4 separate regions of the Homo sapiens genome follow, and regions 2, 3 and 4 are each linked to region 1. Evidence: chromatin loops called from intact Hi-C (ENCODE). Cell type or tissue: PC-9. All regions are shown on one strand. Region 1 overlaps NLN (neurolysin). Region 2 overlaps NLN (neurolysin). Region 3 overlaps NLN (neurolysin). Region 4 has its middle 65 kb from the start of ERBIN.

Evidence for each region. Hi-C counts contacts between places; a loop is a spot of excess contacts. Peaks named below come from ENCODE experiments on the same cell type or tissue, not always from the same donor. Only the 100,000 strongest peaks of a DNase experiment are listed, where the experiment ranks them.
Region 2: it touches region 1 in a loop (3-fold over the local background); 2 of 110 quality-filtered maps call a loop at or near these places.
Region 3: it touches region 1 in a loop (2.3-fold over the local background); 4 of 110 quality-filtered maps call a loop at or near these places.
Region 4: a loop joins it to region 1, with 12 times the contacts of the local background. A loop is called at or near these places in 5 of 110 quality-filtered maps.

What each region holds. Positions count from the first base shown.
Region 1 is chr5:65,807,309-65,812,308 of GRCh38, forward strand. NLN (neurolysin) reads left to right here. Exons shown (of 13, transcript NM_020726.5): 10 at 2,207-2,393; 11 at 2,729-2,857; 12 at 4,947-5,000. Among named protein-coding and RNA genes, the nearest start is that of NLN, 88 kb to the left of the region's middle. In PC-9, no CTCF peak of the experiment used is centred here; DNase peaks (open chromatin) are centred at 1,783, 3,033, 3,903 and 4,763; H3K4me3 peaks cover 2,214 bases; H3K27ac peaks cover 4,104 bases.
Region 2 is chr5:65,740,144-65,745,143 of GRCh38, forward strand. All of the region lies in intron 1 of NLN (neurolysin), which reads left to right. Among named protein-coding and RNA genes, the nearest start is that of NLN, 20 kb to the left of the region's middle. In PC-9, CTCF peaks have their summits at 2,597 (motif pointing right) and 2,799; a DNase peak (open chromatin) is centred at 2,628.
Region 3 is chr5:65,758,593-65,763,592 of GRCh38, forward strand. It overlaps NLN (neurolysin), which reads left to right. Exons shown (of 13, transcript NM_020726.5): 2 at 1-234; 3 at 4,368-4,516. Among named protein-coding and RNA genes, the nearest start is that of NLN, 39 kb to the left of the region's middle. In PC-9, a CTCF peak has its summit at 2,532; a DNase peak (open chromatin) is centred at 169.
Region 4 is chr5:65,859,516-65,864,515 of GRCh38, forward strand. No RefSeq gene overlaps it. Among named protein-coding and RNA genes, the nearest start is that of ERBIN, 65 kb to the right of the region's middle. In PC-9, no CTCF peak of the experiment used is centred here; DNase peaks (open chromatin) are centred at 2,536 and 3,156; H3K4me3 peaks cover 766 bases; H3K27ac peaks cover 3,829 bases.

The DNA.
Region 1 (5,000 bases):
ATCAACATTGATGGAGGCAAGACCCTCCACCAGCAAAAAAGATTATAGCTTGCCAAAGGCTCAGATGATCATTAGCATTTTTTAACATATAAGGTGTATACATTGTCTTTGTGGGTGTTTTTGGTTTTGATTTTTTTTTTTTCTTTTTTTGAGACAGAGTCTCACTCTGTTGCCCAGGCTGGAATGCACTGGTGCTATCTTGGCTCACTGCAACCTCCACCTCCCAAGTTCAAGCAATTCTCCTGCCTCAGCCTCCTGAGTAGCTGGGATTACAGGTGCCCGCCACCATGCCTGGCTAATTTTTGTATTTTTAGTAGAGACAGAGTTTCATCATGTTGGCCAGGCTGGCTCGAACTCCTGACCTCAGGTGATCCACCCACCTCCGCCTCCCAGAGTGCTGGGATTACAGGCGTGAGTCACCGCACCAGCCATGTACATTGTTTTTTAGACAATTCTTTTGAACAGTTAATAGACTAGAGTATAATGTAAATTTATAGACTTTCATCTGCACTGGGAAATCAAAAAGTTTGTGTGGCTTACTTTATTGTGATATTCACTTCATTGCAGTGGTCTGGAACTAAACCCACAATATCTGTAAGGTATGCCTGTAATGCCTAACATAGGAAAGTCTCAACAGATGTTAGCTATTATTATTGTATAAGATTGTTTTATTTATGATATAAGATGTAATCTTACACTATCATATACCATAATGAGATAAAATATTCAATTTCTGGGGACCCTTACCTCTTTCCCTGCAAGATTTTTTTTATTGGGATGTCCTCAATAGAGGTGGCTTAATTCCACAACTAGTGAATTTAGTTATCCTTGCCCCTTTAATATTTGCATCTCTTCATATCTAGAATCGGCACAATTATAATGAGAAATCAAGCAAAACATTTTTTTGCATAAAGAGAGGAAGGCAGAATGTGAGATGGCGTTGACATCTGTGCCTCTGCCCTGGGCCAAAAAGCAGAGTGGGTATTTGCTGCTGATTCGGCACCCCATCTGCTGCCTTCTCTGGTGGTTACATCCCTCTTCCCTTTCCCCTCCGTGTGGAGCCCCAGGGATGATGAAGTCAGGGAGAGAAGGATGGAATGTAATGCATCAGAGGAGAAAAACAGGACAGAGGTTCAGTGAAAGACAACGGAATGAGGAGCCCCATTCTGCAGATGACCCAGTAGGATAAATGCTGTCTTCTCTGCCAATGGCAGTTTTACAAGTGTTTGAAGGACTGTGTGAAGGTTAAAAAAACACTAGCCTGTTTTAGTGAATCTCTGTTTTTCTACTTGAGAGCTTTTCTGACGTCTGACTCAAGAATTTACTAAACTTGGTTTCATTAAACTCTTTTTAAACCTCTTTTGTTTTTTTAACTCTTAGCTCAGGCCTTCAGAATAGGTCGTTTGTTTTTACCAGGAGTGCTCCAACTTTTGAATACATCCGTTGTTTCTCTTTTCCTATAGCATATAACTCACTCCACTTGCCAATTAATTTACAAACCTAACTCCTACTAAAGCAGCTTCTTATTTTAAGGTAACATTGTCTACCCAATCTGAGAGGTAGAAATCTGACTTTCTACAACATGGTAATCTTAGAACCACTCATTTAAAGTTTAAAATGCAAAGCATCGCACACTCAAAGTCTATAATGTTGTGATTTAACTCTTTAATTAATTTTGGTTAAGACCTAAGTAGTTAAGACCTAAGCAATAGAGTGATGAGTGCCCCAGAAAGGCATGGATTGAGACCTAAGCAATAGAGTGATGAGTGCCCCAGAAAGGCATGGATTGAGTAAACAAAAGTAAGCAATTGGAAGGAGGAGCTAGGGAGAAATTGCTTGTTTAATGGATCTCTTCATTTTTAATGGAAAATTCTTTAAAAATACTTCTGCTTTCAAAGCTTAAGGCTTGTTTTTAGCTTAGACTGATTGTATTTTTCAGTTCTGGTTTTCTGATGATTGTTCCAACTTTGTCTACAATTCAAAGGAATGAAATTACTACTGTAATATAGAGTATTTGGGGGTTGTTTTTCACACTGTTCAGCTGCTGTGTTTTATTTTCACTTGACTATGAGGTTATTCTAACCCCTCATTCAGAGGAACAGTTGAGTCTGATTCTGCCTTAAGTTTTCGTGACTCTTAATAATTATTCATTGCATATGTACTTTCATTGAGTTCTTTAAAAAAATTCTCTGTGTTTGCTTTCTAGACTGATTTTGCACGATTTAGCGGAACAAATGTGGAAACTGACTTTGTAGAGGTGCCATCGCAAATGCTTGAAAATTGGGTGTGGGACGTCGATTCCCTCCGAAGATTGTCAAAACATTATAAAGATGGAAGCCCTATTGCAGACGATCTGCTTGAAAAACTTGTTGCTTCTAGGCTGGTCAACACAGGTATGACTTCTAATTTTAAAAAGGAAAATAAATTAGAATCTCTTAATGTAGAATTGCTGTCACCTTCTTCTGTAGAACTTATTTTCATTTTAAGTGGTATCCCAACCGTGCTAGCATGAGGAGTGAAGAACATTAAATATATTGGAATAGGAAACCCCGGAATTTTGTCTGAGGCAAAAAACCACATCTCCTTTTAAATCTTAAGTAGAATGAGATGTCCTGCTCCCATTTTGTGAGTACTACTGGAATCTGTTTTTGGAATCTACAATCTTGTGATAATAAAACACACAGTTCTGTCTTCTTCAAAACATGCCCAAACATTCTTATGTTATTAGGTCTTCTGACCCTGCGCCAGATTGTTTTGAGCAAAGTTGATCAGTCTCTTCATACCAACACATCGCTGGATGCTGCAAGTGAATATGCCAAATACTGCTCAGAAATATTAGGAGTTGCAGCTACTCCAGGTATGTAACTACTATGAATTGAGTTCATTTCTCTGTGAAGCACAGGGCGTTCTCCTAACACTGCAGGGGAGATGGAGTTTGTCAGACAGATTACCTAATTGTTTCTGATTTCTGTAATCAGGCCATGACTTTCAGATAAGCATACTATGTCCTTATGAGTTATCCCGTCCAAATGCGCTTGAAGGAAAGGTGGCTCCAGATCTGCAGCATTTTAGTGTAATCAGGCATGAGCAGTTGGCCTCCGCCCCAGAGCTGGGAGAGCCATTCGTGTTGGCAGCACACTCTCAGCTCCTCCCTCCCTGTATGCATCATGACTTCCCTGTGATTTTCAGGAAGAAATTGGCAGAAGGGGAACTTTTTAAGTTTTTTTTCCTTTACATATAGTATTTTGTTTATTTTTTCCATCCCCTCAAGCATTTATCCTTTGTGTTACATACAGTCCACTTGCACTCTTTTAGTTATTTTTAAATGTACAATTAAATTATTATTGACTATAGTCATCCTGTTATGCTATCAAGAAGGAGCATTTTCAGGCCTGGCATGGTGGCTCACACCTGTAATCCCAGCACTTTGGGAGGCTGAGGCAGGAAGATCACTTGAGCTCGGGAGTTCGAGACCAGCCTAGGCAACATGGCAAAACCCGTCTCTACCAAAATACAAAAATTAGCCAGGTGTGGTGGTGTATACCTACAGTCCTAGCTACCCAGGGGGCTGAGTTGAGAGGATCACCTGAGCCTGGGGAGGTTAAGCCTGCAGCGAGCCATGATTGCACCACTGCACTCCAGCCTGGGTGACACAGTGAGACCCTGTCTCAAAAAAAATAAAGGGTATTTGGGGGGAGAAGCATGAACTTCACCTTGTTTCTGATTCTGAGATCAGTTAAAGCATTTGACTAGCAGTTTGTAATCTGAGATTTATGGGACTCATGCATGGGCGTGTTTATATTTGTATGTGTATGTTTTAAGCCAATATATAGTTGTGCTTTTATATGTAGTTGGTAAGGTGGATTTTTTTTCACCAAGGAAATTGTTATTAAAATGAGTCAGCCACATTTATAGAGAGAATAAAGATAAGAATGGTCCGTTGAGTCATTCTAGGCTCCCCACATAGTAAGCCATAGTGCACCTTTGTGTCACAAGCCTTTGTGTCGCAATTACATTTTTAAATGTACAATTAAATTATTATTGACTATAGCCATCCTGTTATGCTATCAAGAAGGGACATTTTTAGGCCTGGCATGGTGGCTCACGCCTGTAATCCAGCATTTTGGGAGGCTGAGGCGGGAAGATCACTTGAGCTCAGGATTTTTGACAAAATCCTATATAAAGTAGCCCTACAGGTAGATTGAATTGGTGAAAAGTTCTTTTTCAGGCAAGGCACGGTGACTCACGCCTGTAATCCCAACACTTTGGGAGACCGAGGCAGGCAGATAGATCACTTGAGGTCAGAAGTTTGAGACCAGCCTGACCAAAGTGGTGAAACCCTGTATCTACTAAAAAATATGAAAATTAGCCGGCGTGGTGGCATGCACCTGTAATCCGAGCTACTCAGGAGGCTGAGGCAGGAGAATCCCTTGAACCTGGGATGCTGAGGTTGCATTGAGCCGAGATCTCACCACTGTACTCCAGCTTGGGCAACAGAGTGAAACTCTGTCTCAAAAAAAAGTTCTTTTTCAGTAATTATCAACCTAAAATAAGTGCAATTCTGAGACATTTTAGATATAAAGAGGTGTGGCAAAGAGTAGGGTTAATATTATTTTTCAAAACACATACATGTTTAAGAGATAAGAAAGGACTGATTTCAGTTCTAAAACACTGAGCTATCTGGTGGGTGTGGACAAAGCCGCTGAAACTATCCTTAGGCATTCCAGAGCTTGGGGCCGAAACCAGCTCTGAGGTTGAGCCATTGATAGATGTTTATAAACATCTTGGCCAAGAGGACACATCAGCCCAAGGAGTACTAGAGGTGAGATCATGTCATTCATTCTCTCCTCCCACAGCTGGCCTCCTCAGAGGGAAACCTTAGCTAGCTGTTAACCTGATCATTAACGTTTGCTATCACATTGATTGAAATGTATCTTTTTTTAAAGGCACAAATATGCCAGCTACCTTTGGACATTTGGCAGGGGGATACGATGGCCAAT
Region 2 (5,000 bases), 67 kb before region 1:
AGGCTAGGTAATTTATAAAGAAAAGAAATTTATTATTTACGGTTCTGGAAGCTGGGAAGTGCAAGGTCGAGGGTCTTCTGCATCTGGTGAGGGCCTTCTCAGTGTGTCATAACATGGTGGAGGACATAACGCGGTGAGTGAGGCACACTGAGAACAAAACTGGCTCCTATGACAGATCTACTCTTCTGATAACTAACCCACTCCTGTTCTTCCCCATTAATTCACCCACTAATTCATGAATGGATTAATCCACTTATGAAGGCAAAGCCCTCATGACCCAATCATCTCTTAACAGCTTCACCTCTTAATACTGTTAAACTGAGGATTCAGTTTCAAAATGAGTTTCAAAGGGAACAAGCATTCAAACCATAACCATTTTCTGCTAGTAGTTTCACAGTTTAGGATCTTACATTTATGTCTTTAATCCATTTTCAGTTGATTTTTGTATATGGGATGAGATGAGGGTCTAATTTCATTCGACTGCATGTGAATCTCCAGTTTTCCCAACACCGTTCCCTGAAGAGACTGTCTTTTCGTGTGTTCCTGGCATCTTCGTCCAAAATCGGTTGGCCATAAATGTGTGGATTTATTTCTGGGCTTTCTAGGCTGTTCCATCAGCTATGTGTCTGTTTTATGCCAGTACCATGCTGTTTGGTTACTATAGCTTTGTTATATATATATATTTTATATATACGTATATTATATATATATAATATATACGTAATTCTTTTTTTTTTTTTTTTTTCTTGAGATGGAGTCTCGCTCTGTTGCCTAGGCTGGTGTGCAGTGGCGTGATCTTGGCTCACTGCAGCCTCTGCCTCCCTGGTTCAAGCGATTCTCCTGCTTCAGCCACCTGAGTAAGTAACTGGGATTACAGGTGTACACCAGCACACCCAGCTAATTTTGTATTTTTAGTACAGGGTTTCACCAGTTGGCCAGGTTGGTCTCAAACTCCTGACCTCAAGTGATCAGCCTGCCTTGGCCTTCCAAAGTGCTGGGATTACAGGTGTGAGCCACCATGCCTGGCCTTTGTAATAAGTTTTGAAGTGAGGTAGTATGATACCTCCAGCTTTATTCTTTTTACTCAAAATTGCTTTGGTTATTTGGAACCTTTTGTGGTTTCATACAAGTTTTGAGATTGTTTTTCTATTTCTGTGAAGAATGTCATTGGTATTTTGATAGGGATTGCATTCAATCTGTAGATCACTTTGTGAAATTTTTTTTTCAAAAACATAATCATAATACCATTGTCACACGTAAAAATAATTAACACTTATTTTTGACTGAACCAGTCTTAACAAGAAGCATACTAGCTATTAGCCAGGCCTCAGATGAGAGGATCTAGGCATCATCATTCACACAACAAAATATTTATGTGTAAATGACACACACTAACAAGCCTAAGTATTAAATAATGTACTGAAAGAGGAGAGTCTCTCTCCTGAGTAATTTACTAAGGACTTCAATTGTGAAAAGTATGCCCCAAACACCAATTAAGTGTGCCAAAAGCAATTTATTCATGTTTCTAGAGAAAAATAAAAGGGGAATATCTGAGTTGTGGTTTTCCATGTATGTGGATAGTCGCATTAGTAATGAATCAAGGAACACTTTATTTCATTTGTGAAGCAGCACTTGATTTTATATGCTCTGTGGTCTCAGTTGGCTTTACATAAGCCAGGGATAGGATTTAAGAAAAGAAATCTCTTCAAGTTCATGTATAATCAATTTATTTAGAACCTATAATCATTAAGTTAGCTGTGTCATATACAAAATTAGAAGAAAATTAACCAATTATCTTTTGTTACTTATTTTTTAGAACCTGAGATTTTTGTTCAACTTTGTAATGTGAACCTTTTCTGAAAGCTCTATTTGTCAGTGGCAGAAATATTACAAATATTTCTAGCATCATACAGTTTTTCATATGCCCTTAAGTAGTTTCTAACATTTTAACATTTTTATTCATATCTCTTAAAAAAGAAAATTTTGAAGAGTTCCTTTTCATTTATTTACAATGAAATTTGGAAACAAAAACTTATTACATTACAAAATCTAAAATAAAGTTACCTTTTTTAAAAAAATGGATCATAAACATTTTGTAAAAAGAGTTGAAAATAATCATTGTTCTTAAGTCTTACTGCTAGAGGAAGTTGTACACATTAAGGATGTATGTGGCACTGTTTCCAAAATAAATGTATATTTATGCTACATAAGACCAAGATTAGACCATTGAAGTTGTAATGATCATTCTAGTTCTCAAATTCAAATGCAATTTTTTTCAATACAAAAAAGAGACTGTACAATGAAGGAAAACTCATAATGCTTTTGACTTTACCAGATGCTAGAGGCTACTCAAAATAAAGGCCAGAATGTCTCCATATTTAGCGTAGTTCTTCTCTATACTCAACATACTTGTAGCTGAGTTCATGGTGTACATTTTTCGTGAATGGTTGTTTATAGGATGTTTATATATTATCTTGGCAAGATAACTTTGAAAGCCCACTGTTTTCCTAGCATTTTTCTATGGTTGCTAAACAATTTCTGCCCAATCTAAAAAATTACTTTCCTATACCAGCAGGTGGAGGCAAGAGCAGTCGAATTGTAGCACTTTGCTTTTCAAGTGTACTGGCATGTATTGTAGATTATCTATCCATGACTCAAAGTCTCTTTATGACGTGTCTCTCACATAATTACTTTTCTTCAACAACTCTGTTGTTGTTTTAGCATCTTCTTTTGATTGCTTTATTATTTGCTTTATTTACTTGGTGTCTGGGACTGAACTTAGTGGTCATTTTAGGACAGACTAATTTAGATTTTCATCACTTTCCTATACTCATTGATTGAACAGTTAAAACATATATGTTATATGCTGAACACATTCTTCCACATTTGCCAAGAAATACAAAAATGACTAAGACATGGACCACATTCCCAAAGAGCTTACATTCTAGTAGAATTACAAGGAAAAATGTCTTCAATTCCTCTCCTGACTTGGGGAAGCAGATCAGTCAGCCTTGCTGGTATAGCTATGGCTAGCATTGGGTAGTAATAAAGCTCAGTATTCACGTGGATTTTAATTCCATCAACAAATATTTACTAAGCACCAGGGACTACATTGGGGATTAATTTATAAACATAGGCTTTTTGTCTTACAGATAAAAAAGGCCAAAACAATCTTCAAAAGAAGTATCATTTATTTTTAAACTTCTTAATACAGATTATATAGAACAAATAGTTAACCGACATATAGATCCTGATGCATTGCATTTAAGGAACTTTCAGTTAGAAGTAACTGTGTGTAACATTTTCTAGAATATACTTAGAAAACTTTCCACAAATCCTGGTTGAAATAAAATAAAAGTATGTTACTCTACATCAATTCCATTAGCTGTTTATTTGTAGCCAATAATGATAAAAAATATATACAAACAGTATGAAAGAGGAGAACTGAGTTCTAAGGTTATGTCTGTATGTGCAGAATGAGAGATGGAGAAGAAACTCATAGTTATGGAAAACAGAAAAGAATGGCCCCAGAATTTCTTGCAAGACTTAGCAGCCACCAATATTCAGAACTGTCTTTAAGCCCCAACCTGTCCATCATCTTAATACATTGTGCATCAGAAATTTCCAACCCAATTAAACCATTTTTGTTTCCTTCATTGGTTTATTTATGAAAGTCACTAAAAAGACACAAATCTGGTCTAACCTATTTTAGCCTTACCTCTTATCCCTCCACATCCCATTAAACCCGTGTACCCACCTTACCTCATAGAGCTATCTTGAAAGACTCAGCCAGTTTAGAAGTTACATCCTCATTGAAGTCTTTCCTAGATTCCCCAAGGCAGAGTCACACACACTGTCCTCTTCATTCTCCATTGCCTTATTTATATAGAATTTGTTACCTGATATTCTGTTATTTCATTATTATTTTTAGAGACAGGGTCTTACTCTGTTACCCAGGCTGGAGTGCAGTGACACAATTGTGGCTCACTGTAGCCTGACCTCCTGGGATCAAGTGAGCGTCCCAAGTAGCTGGGACTATAGATGAGGTCTCACCACGTTGCCTAGGCTGGTCTTGAACTTCTGGGCTCAAGTGATCCTTTCTCTTTGGCTTCCCAAATTGCTGGGATTACAGGCGTGAGCCACCACACCCGGCCTGCTACCTGATACTCTAATGTCTCTTTCCGTATTTCTTCCTCACAAGTCTGTACTCTCCTGAAAGGTAATAACTTTGTCTTATTCATCTTTGTAACCTCAGTAAATATTTGCTGAAGGAATAACTGAATCAACTATTTCTTGAGAAGTCCTTTTATAATAAGCTTCTCTCTCCCCTTTTTTTTTTTTTTTTGCTGATGTCTGAATTATAGTCATAATTCCAGATGATAGATGATAGTAACAAGTCAATAAATCCTATCAATAGGGAATAAAGAACCAGCATTTATTGCATAGAGTGTTTTCTTAGGATACCTCAGCTGAGGCTGGGCACAGTGGCTCATGCCTGTAATCCCAGCACTTTGGGAGGCCGAGGCGGGTGGATCACCTGAGGTCAGGCGTTCAAGACCAGCCTGGCCAACATGGTGAAACCTTGTCTCGACTAAAAATACAAAAATTTGTATTCCAGCTACTCAAGGGGCCAAGGTGGGAGAATCACTTGAACCTGGGAGGTGGAGGTTACAGTGAGCCAAAATCATGCCATTGCACTCCAGTCTGGGTGAGAGAGCAAGACTTCGTTTCAAAAAAAAGAGAAAAGAAAAGAATGCCTCAGCTGAACCTTATCAATAAAAGATGTAGATTATTTGTTTGAGTACTTTAAGGAAGAATTTGCCATTTCCTGGGAGTACACTGTTTCCAAGTGATTTATTGATTACCTATGAACAGTTCATTAAAGGGCTCTGGAAAAAAATGAGACCTGGGTGCAGAGGGCAGCCATCCAGGTCTTCCATGTTTGAGTGGTTTTACTCTTTGAGAACAGGTGACTAAAAAGCTGCCCAAGTCTATGTGAC
Region 3 (5,000 bases), 49 kb before region 1:
GAATGACGTTAGGAAGAGAAGTGATGTCTCCTCTTCAGGCAATGTCTTCCTATACTGTGGCTGGCAGAAATGTTTTAAGATGGGATCTTTCACCAGAGCAAATTAAAACAAGAACTGAGGAGCTCATTGTGCAGACCAAACAGGTGTACGATGCTGTTGGAATGCTCGGTATTGAGGAAGTAACTTACGAGAACTGTCTGCAGGCACTGGCAGATGTAGAAGTAAAGTATATAGGTGGGTCAGATGCAGAAGCATATCAGTGTTTCACTTTGTGGACATCTTAAATCATTTCATGCTTTCTGTCTTTCAGTTTTCCAGTTTTACAAGCATTGATTTTTACATTATAATTAATTGCTTAGAATTATCTAAGATTTTAAAATTGTTTATGTTGACAAAGGTGCTATAAAATGTACACTCTGATTACACTGCTCTCTGGAGAGCATTTTGACAATGTGTCAGAACTTTTAAGACATTCATACCCTTGCTCATTAATTCCACACCTAGACATTTATTCTAAGAAAATAATCATATATATGGAAAATTCATGTATCAATTTATGTATAAATAGGTATTCTTGTTATATCATAGGCTTAGAAACAATTCCCAAATGTCAACTAATAGATTAGATAAATAAATTATGAAACATCCATCCTCTGTAATGCTGTATAACCATTAAAATCATGGATTACAAGCAGTATTTAATGACATGGGGAAAAGGACACAGAAGAACTGGAAGAAAATAAATTTTATCAATGGTTTTGTTAGGATTCTCTAGAGAAATTGAACCTATAGGGTGTGTGTGTGTGTCTGTGTGTGTGTGTGTGTAAGTATATATATATATATAAACATATGTATGTGTGGGGAGAGAGAGATTGATTGATAGATTGATTATAGGGAATTGGCTTACATGACTAAGGAGTCTGGAAAGTCCAGAATCTCAGTGGGGGCTGGTAGGCTTGAGACCCAAGAGAGCTGATGTTCCAGCTCCAGTCCGAAGGCCAGTAGCCTAGAGGCCCAGAAGAACCAGTAGTGCAGAAGTCTGGAGACTGCAGGAGGATTCTCCCTTGTTCAGGGAGTCTTTTAGGCCCTAAACTGTTTGGATTTTGGCTACCACATTATAGAGGGCAGTCTGCTTTACTTCAGGCTCATCACTCTAACGTTAATATCATCAAAAACACCCTCCAAGTTAACACATAAGATTAATCATCAGAATGTTTAATATATCAGGTGATGGGTTTATAGCTAATTTTTACTTTCCTCTTTATGTATTTCTCTATTTTCTGTATTTTCTGCCCTTACATACATTATTTTTATAACATATTAGACCCTTCAAGTTATAAGGAGTGAAGATTCCCTTTGGTTACCTCTAAGGGTTGGACATACTTTGTAGAATAATTATGACAGACAACTTTGGCTGTGTATCCAGGCTTCATACAAGAATATAAGATAGCTGCAGAACTGGATATTGTAAACATTCGTGGGCATTTTGGAATTTGAAAGATCATCAGAATCCAGCATAGCCCTAGTGACCTGGTCATCTCCTTGCCCCCACTATCCCTTCATCACCAAGAGTTCTCTACTCTATGTTTCACTGTAAAAAGGACTTGGCTATTTTCTCTTATCTCAGTGTTTGTTGGCTATTTTCTCTTATCTCAGCATTTGTTTCAGTTTCTGCTCCTACTACCAACTGCTTCACTTTCATTAATGGCTTCTCAATCTTATTACACGTCTTGAATTTAAACTCGTGAATAAAAAGATCTGGTTGTCTTCATTAGTCAAAGTCAAAGGGATAGAGTTAGTCCCTATTCAGTAGAGCTTTTCTAGCTGGCAACTTCATGTGCGTGTACCATCCTGGATGTGGTTTGTCCTTGGTTCAGGTGCTCACTTCTTCAGTCACTTGTGGCCAAGATGGTATACCAACCCATAACTTAGGCATTTGAGACAAAGTCTCACTCTGTCACCCAGGCTGGAGTGCTATGGCACAATCCTAGCTCACTGCAGCCTCGAACTCTTGGGTTCAAGAGATCCTTCTGCCTCAGCTTCCTGAGTAGCTGGGACTGCAGGCATGTGCCACCATGCCCAGCTAATTTTTACATTTTGTGTGGAGATGGGATCTCACTATGTTGCCCAGGCTGGTCTCATGTATGTTGCCCACTCCTTGTCTCAAGTGAACCTTCTGTCTTGGCCTCCCAAAGCACTGGGCTTACAGATGTGAGCCACCATGGCTGGCTCAAACAAAATCTTTATAAAATAATTACTTTAAATTGTTTTTCTCTCAATAGTAGATCTTTTCAGCATACTTTCAAGTTTGTGATGTTTGTTCTTGCTCCTCTATAAATTTATTTTTGTGGGTTAATTATCAAAATTTTTGAGTTTAGGAATAGATTTCTTAAAAACTAACTTTCTCTTATCTGGGCATATTCTCTGAGTCCATTATGCCTCTCACAGTAGCTGTTGAAACCTTGTTTGTCTAGTGTCAGGCACTGGGCGTCAGCATTGTCTATGGTTTGGCAGTGAGAGCATAAATCTGGTTCCAGGTCTTTGTGGCAAAGTAAGGAAGGAAATGGCTTTCAGCACCTTTGTTTGTTTAAGAATGTTTCTAATTTTAGGCTCCTGCATTTGATGTTGCTTATATAAGTTTATGAGCAATTTTTATTCCTTCTTAATATATTTCATAGCTAATTTATTTTATTTTTTTATTATTATTATTATTTTTTGAGATGGAGTTTCACTCTTGTTGCCCAGGTTGGAGTGCAGTCATGTAATCTTGGCTCACTGCAACCTCCGCCTCCCGGGTTCAATCAATTCTCCTGCCTCAGCCTCCTGAGTGGCTGGGATTACAGGCATGCACCACCGTGCTCAGCTAATTTTGTACTTTTAGTAGAGACAGGATTTCACCATGTTGGCCAGGCTGGTCTCAAACTCCTGACCTCAGATGATCCACCTGCCTCAGCCTCCCAGAATGCTGGGATTATGAGCTTGAGCCACCGTTTTATAGCTAATTTTTAAAAGTAAACATATTGCAACCATATAGTTAACTAGTATCACTTAAATAAGTGCTGTATTAAATTTCAAAATTTTCTATTCCATTCTTTCCTTAACCGACAGACATAAAATTATTATTAAATCCTAAAAGCATAATTTCATAATTTGATATTTCAAAAATATACCTTATGGATTTATTCTGATATTTGTGGCAGGTATTTCTAATAGCTTTATTTGTAACAATGTTTTAGGAGGACTGATACGAGTGTTTAACTGTATAATTTCTTGCTGTATAAAGGATAGCTCTACTGTCTACTATATATCATATGGAAATTTTACTGTTTATAATACCTTCACAATACTGAAGTTAATCAAATAAAAATTTACTTATTTTCACAGCATAACACAACCATCACTATAAACCATACTTATTTTTGTTCTATAGTATTGGTTATTTCACTGACATCAGAGATTTTTACCCAATTAAAGTTAAAATACAAATTGATGAAAAACCCAGGAACCACCTTTAATATGTGAAGATTAAACCAAACTAAATTATCATTATTATTTAATGGACTGTCTCCAATGTCTGGCTACTTGTTGGATGTGTCCACTTAGATTTCTGGGGATCCTTTGAAGTTATCTGGAATTTTGAATGTTTTTATGTATGTGTGCATTTGGGGTAGGGTCCGTTGCTTTGATTAGATTTTCTATGGAGTCTTTATCTTTTTATGTACCCTTTTCCCATCCCAGATCCTAAGAAGCCTCAGTATAGGAACTGTGTCTTTCTCTTCCTGCATTGCCAGTTGATAAATTACACCCTCAGGCTAGATGCAGTGATTCATGCCTGTAATCCTAATACTTTAGGAGGCTGAGGTGGGAGGATGACTTTAGCCCAGGAGTTTGAGACCAGCCTGGGAAATATGGCAAAACTGCAGCTCTACAAAAAAATATAAAAATTAGCTGAGTGTGGTGGTGCATGCCTGTGGTCCCAGATACTCAGTGGTGTTGGGGAAGAGGGGTGCTGAGGCAGGAGGATTGCTTGAGCCTGGGAGGTTGAGGCTGTAGTGAGCTGTGATTGCACCACTGCACTCCAGCCTGGGCGACAAAGCAAGACCCTGTCTCAAAAAAAAAAAAAATTGTACCCCAGTATACTTTGATAAGTGCTCAGCTCACATCTTTACCGTTCATAATGATGCCAGCTGGAACAGCCAAATCCTATATTAGATGCTTTTTCTTGGTAGCCTTAGGAGGCTTTACAGAAAGTATAAAATAAAACAAACTTTTATTGGCATGATCATTCATCTGGGTATGAGGTATTTGGCTTAATACTGATTTGACAAGTCCTGTTGTGTGGTGATAGTTTTTTTCTCCATCTGCAGTGGAAAGGACCATGCTAGACTTTCCCCAGCATGTATCCTCTGACAAAGAAGTACGAGCAGCAAGTACAGAAGCAGACAAAAGACTTTCTCGTTTTGATATTGAGATGAGCATGAGAGGAGATATATTTGAGAGAATTGTTCATTTACAGGTAAGTGGTGTTATAAATCCCTTTAAAGAGGGAAAAACTCTACAACAAAAAAGAACATTCAGTCATAAATAAAACATACTGACTGGATTTTCTTAGCTTTTGTTTCGAATGATTATAAAACCATAATGGGCATTATATAGTATTACATAATGTTAATTATATCGTTGAGGTTATGTTGAGCTGCTAATTCCATTCACTTAAAGACCAAATGTAGAAGAGTGAACATCTGTAAAGTTAAGGCTTTTTAATAACATTATGAACTTGATGGTTACATGTAAGGGTTATCTTAGACCAAATCAATTAGAAGCAAATGGAATCAAGTTGTTTATCTGTAAATATCTCGTGGTTTTGGAACCATAATATTGATGACATACTGTTGATGCTGTATGCCGGAGTCATTCCTGTCTGTCATCCTTACATTTTTCAAGACTTGGGGAAATTATGGATAATAAATGTTCTAGGTGGGTCTGTCCAGGTGTTTTTG
Region 4 (5,000 bases), 52 kb after region 1:
CGTCAGGGAACAGTTCCCCCTGCTGGGTACGCTAGTCTCAGTAGGGGCCATTAAGGAGGGCTTGTTCCTAGCTCTAATGTTTAAGGGTGGGCCAAGTTCAGGGACTTGGAAGAATGACAGAGGCCTGACTAAAGTTTAGCCCAGTTAGCAGGCATTTTGTCCAGATTGGCCTGTGGAAACAAACAGGTCAGCTAATCATTTATGAGTCAAAGAATGGGAAATTAGAGGATCTCTATATGGCTTTGTCATAGTTAGACAAGGGGGTCACTCCAAGTCTCTAAGTCGTATGGGGAAGGGCAATTATTTGCTGTAAGTCATTTCCTGGAACACAAAGGTTGGAGGGAGGCTGGGCGCAGTGGCTCATGCCTGTAATCCCAGCACTTTGGGAGGCAGAGGCAGGCAGATCATTTGAGGTCATGAGTTTGAAACCAGATGGCCAACATGGCAAAACCCCGTCTTTACTAAAAATACAGAAATTAACCGGCGTGATGGTGTGCACCTGTAGTCCTAGCTACTTGGGAGACTGGGGGAGGAGAATCACTTGAACCCAGGAGACGGAGGTTGCAGTGAGCCAAGATCTCACCACTGCACTCCAGCCTGGGCAACAGAGCAAGACCTTGTCTCAAAACAAAACAAAACAAAACAAAAAAGTTGGAGGGAGATGGTTTCCTGATCCTTGCTGTTTTCCAGGGGCACAGGGCTTGACGTTGTCACTAATACCCTTTCCTACTCCAGGTGTTGACAGAACCCCTCTTTCTCATGGAAAATCCACCTCACTTATTTTGAGTGAGGCTGATCCCACTTTCTACTCATACGGATGGACATGTGGCCCAGGCCTTGCCAATTCAAATCACTTATTCTCTGATTAGTATTATTGCTCCAGCAAATATGTAGATGCTCCAAGCAGTACCGATCAGTCTCTCCTGAGATTTGATCATGTAGATGCTGGGAGAGAACCCTGATATGAACCCAGCCATGCCTAGCTTAGGTCTACCTCCAGACTTCCCAGTTATGTGAACAAATAAAACCCCTCTTTGCTTAACTGTGTGATTCTTTTGTTATCCCCCACCCCACAAATAACTATGTTGTGGGCACTGAGGCCTTGTTGGCTTGGGGTGTTTGAAGGATCCTGGCTACCTCTGATTCTGGAGGATTTCAAGGGTCTTATTTTAGTTCCAACAGTGAGACTGTTGACTGCAGAGTTGTGGCTCTATTTCAAGCTTGAGTAATTTCATCTGCCCTCCTTGAAAAATTTTACTGCAAGATATTTAATATTCTTTCTTCCTTCATAGACTTCTAAACATCATGGAATCTCCTTGATCATGTTTCACTATTCAAAGGTAAGTCCTGGCTGGATGCAGTGGCTCATGCCTGTAATCCCAAAACTTTGGGAGGCCAAAGCAGGTGAATCCCTTGAGCCCAGGAGTTTGAGACCAGCCCAGGCAACATAGGGAGAGCCTGTCTCTACAAAAAGTTTAAAAATTAGCTGGGTGTGGTGGCGTGTGTCTATAGTCCCAGCTACTCAGGAGGCTGAGGTGGGATGATTGCTTGATCCCAGGAGATGGAGGCTGCAGTGAGCCAAGAGGTCTCACCCCTGCTTTGGAGGGAAAAAATATAGTATCCCAACATAAATTTTTTAAAAAAATCCTGTTTTTCCTTTAAAAAATAAGCTGTAATGCCCTAGATGTTAAATTGATTTTCAAGTTATTATTATTATTTTTAATAGAAATGGGATCTCATGCTGTCCCCAAGCTAGAGTGCAGTGGTATAATCATAGCTCACTGCAGCCTCAAACTCTTGGGCTCAAGAGATCCTCCTCCCTCAGTAGCTAGGACTACAGGTGCATGCCACCATGCCCAGCTAAGTTTTGTTTTGTTTTGTTTTTGGTCTGGTAGAGATAAGGATCTGAATATGTTGGTTTAGGAACACCTGGCCTCAAACGATCCTCCTGCCTCGGCCTCCCAAAGCACTGAGATTACAGGCATGAGCCACCACACCAGGCCTCGAGTTCTTTTTGATAAATTATATGAACAATAGATTAACATAAAGAATGGAAGGAATCGTTTTTGCGAGTTTTCAGGGATAGTGCATGAAAAGGCCTCATAGAAGAAATAAAATGGGGACACTCATATAAACCACAAAGCTTTAGTTTACATTTGACATTTTCCCAACTTCAACAGATAGATCTACTTAATGACTAGATTGATCTGGTAAATTAGAAAAGTCATGAAATGGATCATGAAAATGATTTAAAATGTTTTAATTATGGAAGGGAAAAAATAAGAAATAGCAGCTAATCTTCCTAAGTAAATGTGAAAAAAAAAAAAAAGGTAATTTAACAAATATTCCTGGAATGCCACTTATGTGCTAGTCACTGGGGATATAGCAATGAACAACACAGACAAAATTTTCTGCCGTCATGAATCTTCTAGTAAAAAATGCACCAATAAAATAAAATGATGAATCTCCAAGAATAAACAACATTTGTGTTCCCAAGGCAAGGGAGCCTTTCACTGACTTGACATTTTGCTGCTCTCTGTTTGCTGGAAATTGCCCTATACCAGCCTGGGCAACATGACAAAACCCCATCTCTACCAAAACCACAAAAATTAGCCAGGCATGGTGGTGCATACCTGTGGTCCCAGCTACTCAGGAGGTTGAGATGGGAGGATCACTTGAGCCCAAGAGGTTGAGATCGCAGTGAGCTGAGATCACGCCACTGCACTCCAGCCTGGGTGACAAAGCAAGACTCTGAAAAAAAAAAAAAAAAAAAGAAGGAAGGAAGGAAGGAAAAATAAATTGTACTATACCAAAATGTTACAGTGTTCATCTCTGAGTGATTTTTTTATTTCTCCTTAATATTCTTCTGCATTTTCCAAATTTTCTACAATAAGCTTCTATTACTTTTTAATCAGAGAAGTAACTTATTAGGGGGAAAAAACCCTAATAAACTAGAAGTTGAAATCCTTCAGTGCAGAGGGCTGACCTGAATACTTGCCTTTGGCACCTTCCTGAACTGAAAAAGTCTAAAAAGCAGGACTTGTTGCTTTCACTTTGGGTAACTGTCCCCCTCCCTCCTCTCATTCTTGAGCTTTCCTGATGTATCCTAAAGCAATTTGTTTTATAGTATCACATACCTTTTTTTTTGTTCACTTTTAAACATTCTGGGTGCCTAGAGCCTTGTCTCTTTCTTGCCTCTCTCTCTCTTCTTCCTGACTACCTGGTTCTTCTGACCTTTTCTCTACAAAGATCACCACTGTTCTACCTCTCTGTGGACCAGATAAACCCTATTACTCCACATTGCCCTTGTCCCTTCCAAGTCTAACTACCACTTTTCAACAAACTGAACTCTCTCTCGGTTACTATGGCATCCCCTGAAAAAATGTCAGTCAAAGCTTTCTCCTATACGCTTACATTTCTAAAAGTTGTTTAACAAATTTACGAAAGAATTTTTTTAGCCCCTGATGGGCCGAAGCATTATGTTACAGTCTTTGAGAACTTAAGGTCATAATAGATAATTCTTTCATTTTGTTTTTTATAATTGGTTTAATCAGAATTTTATTGTTACAATCAATAGTTGCTTTACTTTTCTCTCTCTTTAGTTTAAAGAAATCCCTAGCAGTTTCCCTATTTTTTTTTATTGGTTCTTAGTATGAAAGTTGCATTGACTTTTTTTTTTTTTTTTTTTTTTTTTTGAGATGGAGGTTTGCTCTTGTCGCCCAGGCTGGAGTGCAATGGTGTGATCTCTGCTCACTGCAACCTCTGCCTGCCGGGTTCAAGCGATTCTCCTGCCTCAGCCTCCCAAGTAGCTGGGATTACAGGTGCCTGCCACCATGCCAGGTTAATTTTTTGTAGTTTTAATAGAGACAGGGTTTCACCATGTTGACCACGCTGGTCTCAAACTCCTGACCTCAGGTGATGCACCTGCCTCAGCCTCCTAAAATGCTGGGATTACAGGTGTGAGTCACCACACACAGCCACATTGACTTTTATCAATGTAAAGGGAGAAGTCACTTGATATTTAGGTAAATTGTTTAATAGTATTTTATCTACTTTTTTCAAATTGGTAAGGTGTATTTTTCATGCCTTAAAAATGTCTTTATTGAAGTATAACATACAGTAAAATACATTTAGTGTATTTAGTGAGCTTTAGTGTACAACTCAGTTTTTTTTTTTAACATAGGTATATTCCCATTTAACCACCACCAGCTCAAGACACAGAACACTCCCAGCAACCCCACAATTTCTCTTATCTCTTCCCAGTCAATATCCTCTTGCCCCATACTCCTAGCCTACTCTTGCCAGAATAGTTACCACTATTCTGACTTCTATCACCATTTATAAGTTTTGCCTATTTTTAAACTTGAAATAAACAGAACCACCCAGTATTTACTCTTTTGTTTTGGCTTCTGTAACTCAACATTATTTTCCTGTTCAGTTGCGTCATCATTTTTTTCTTTTTTATTACTGTATGGTATTCCATTAAATAAATATACTTCAATTTATATATCTATTCTCCTGTTGATGGACATTTAGGGGTTTTTCGATTTTTTAGTATGATGAGAAAAGTTATTACAAACATTCTTGTACATGTCTGTTGGTGGACATATGCACTCATTTCTCTTGGGTATATACCAAGGGGTGGAATTGCTGGGTCGTAGAGTAGACATACTTCTACTTTTGGTAAAATTCTTAACATATTTGCATGGCACAAAATTCAGCAGGCACAAAAGAGTGTACAGTGAAAAGTCTCTCTCTTATCTACATCTCAGTTCTACAGTTCTCTTCTCCAGAGGAAACCATATTACCAGTTTCTTACGGAAACATACTTTGTATATAGAAGTATATGTATGTATAGTCTTGTGTTTTACACCAAAGCTACTACACAATCCAAACTCCTTTACACCTTACTTCTTTCACTAAACAATTTATCTTTGGGATTAGTCTATATTAGTAACGTTGAACTGCTTCATTCCATTAAAGCAGCGGCCCTCAAACTT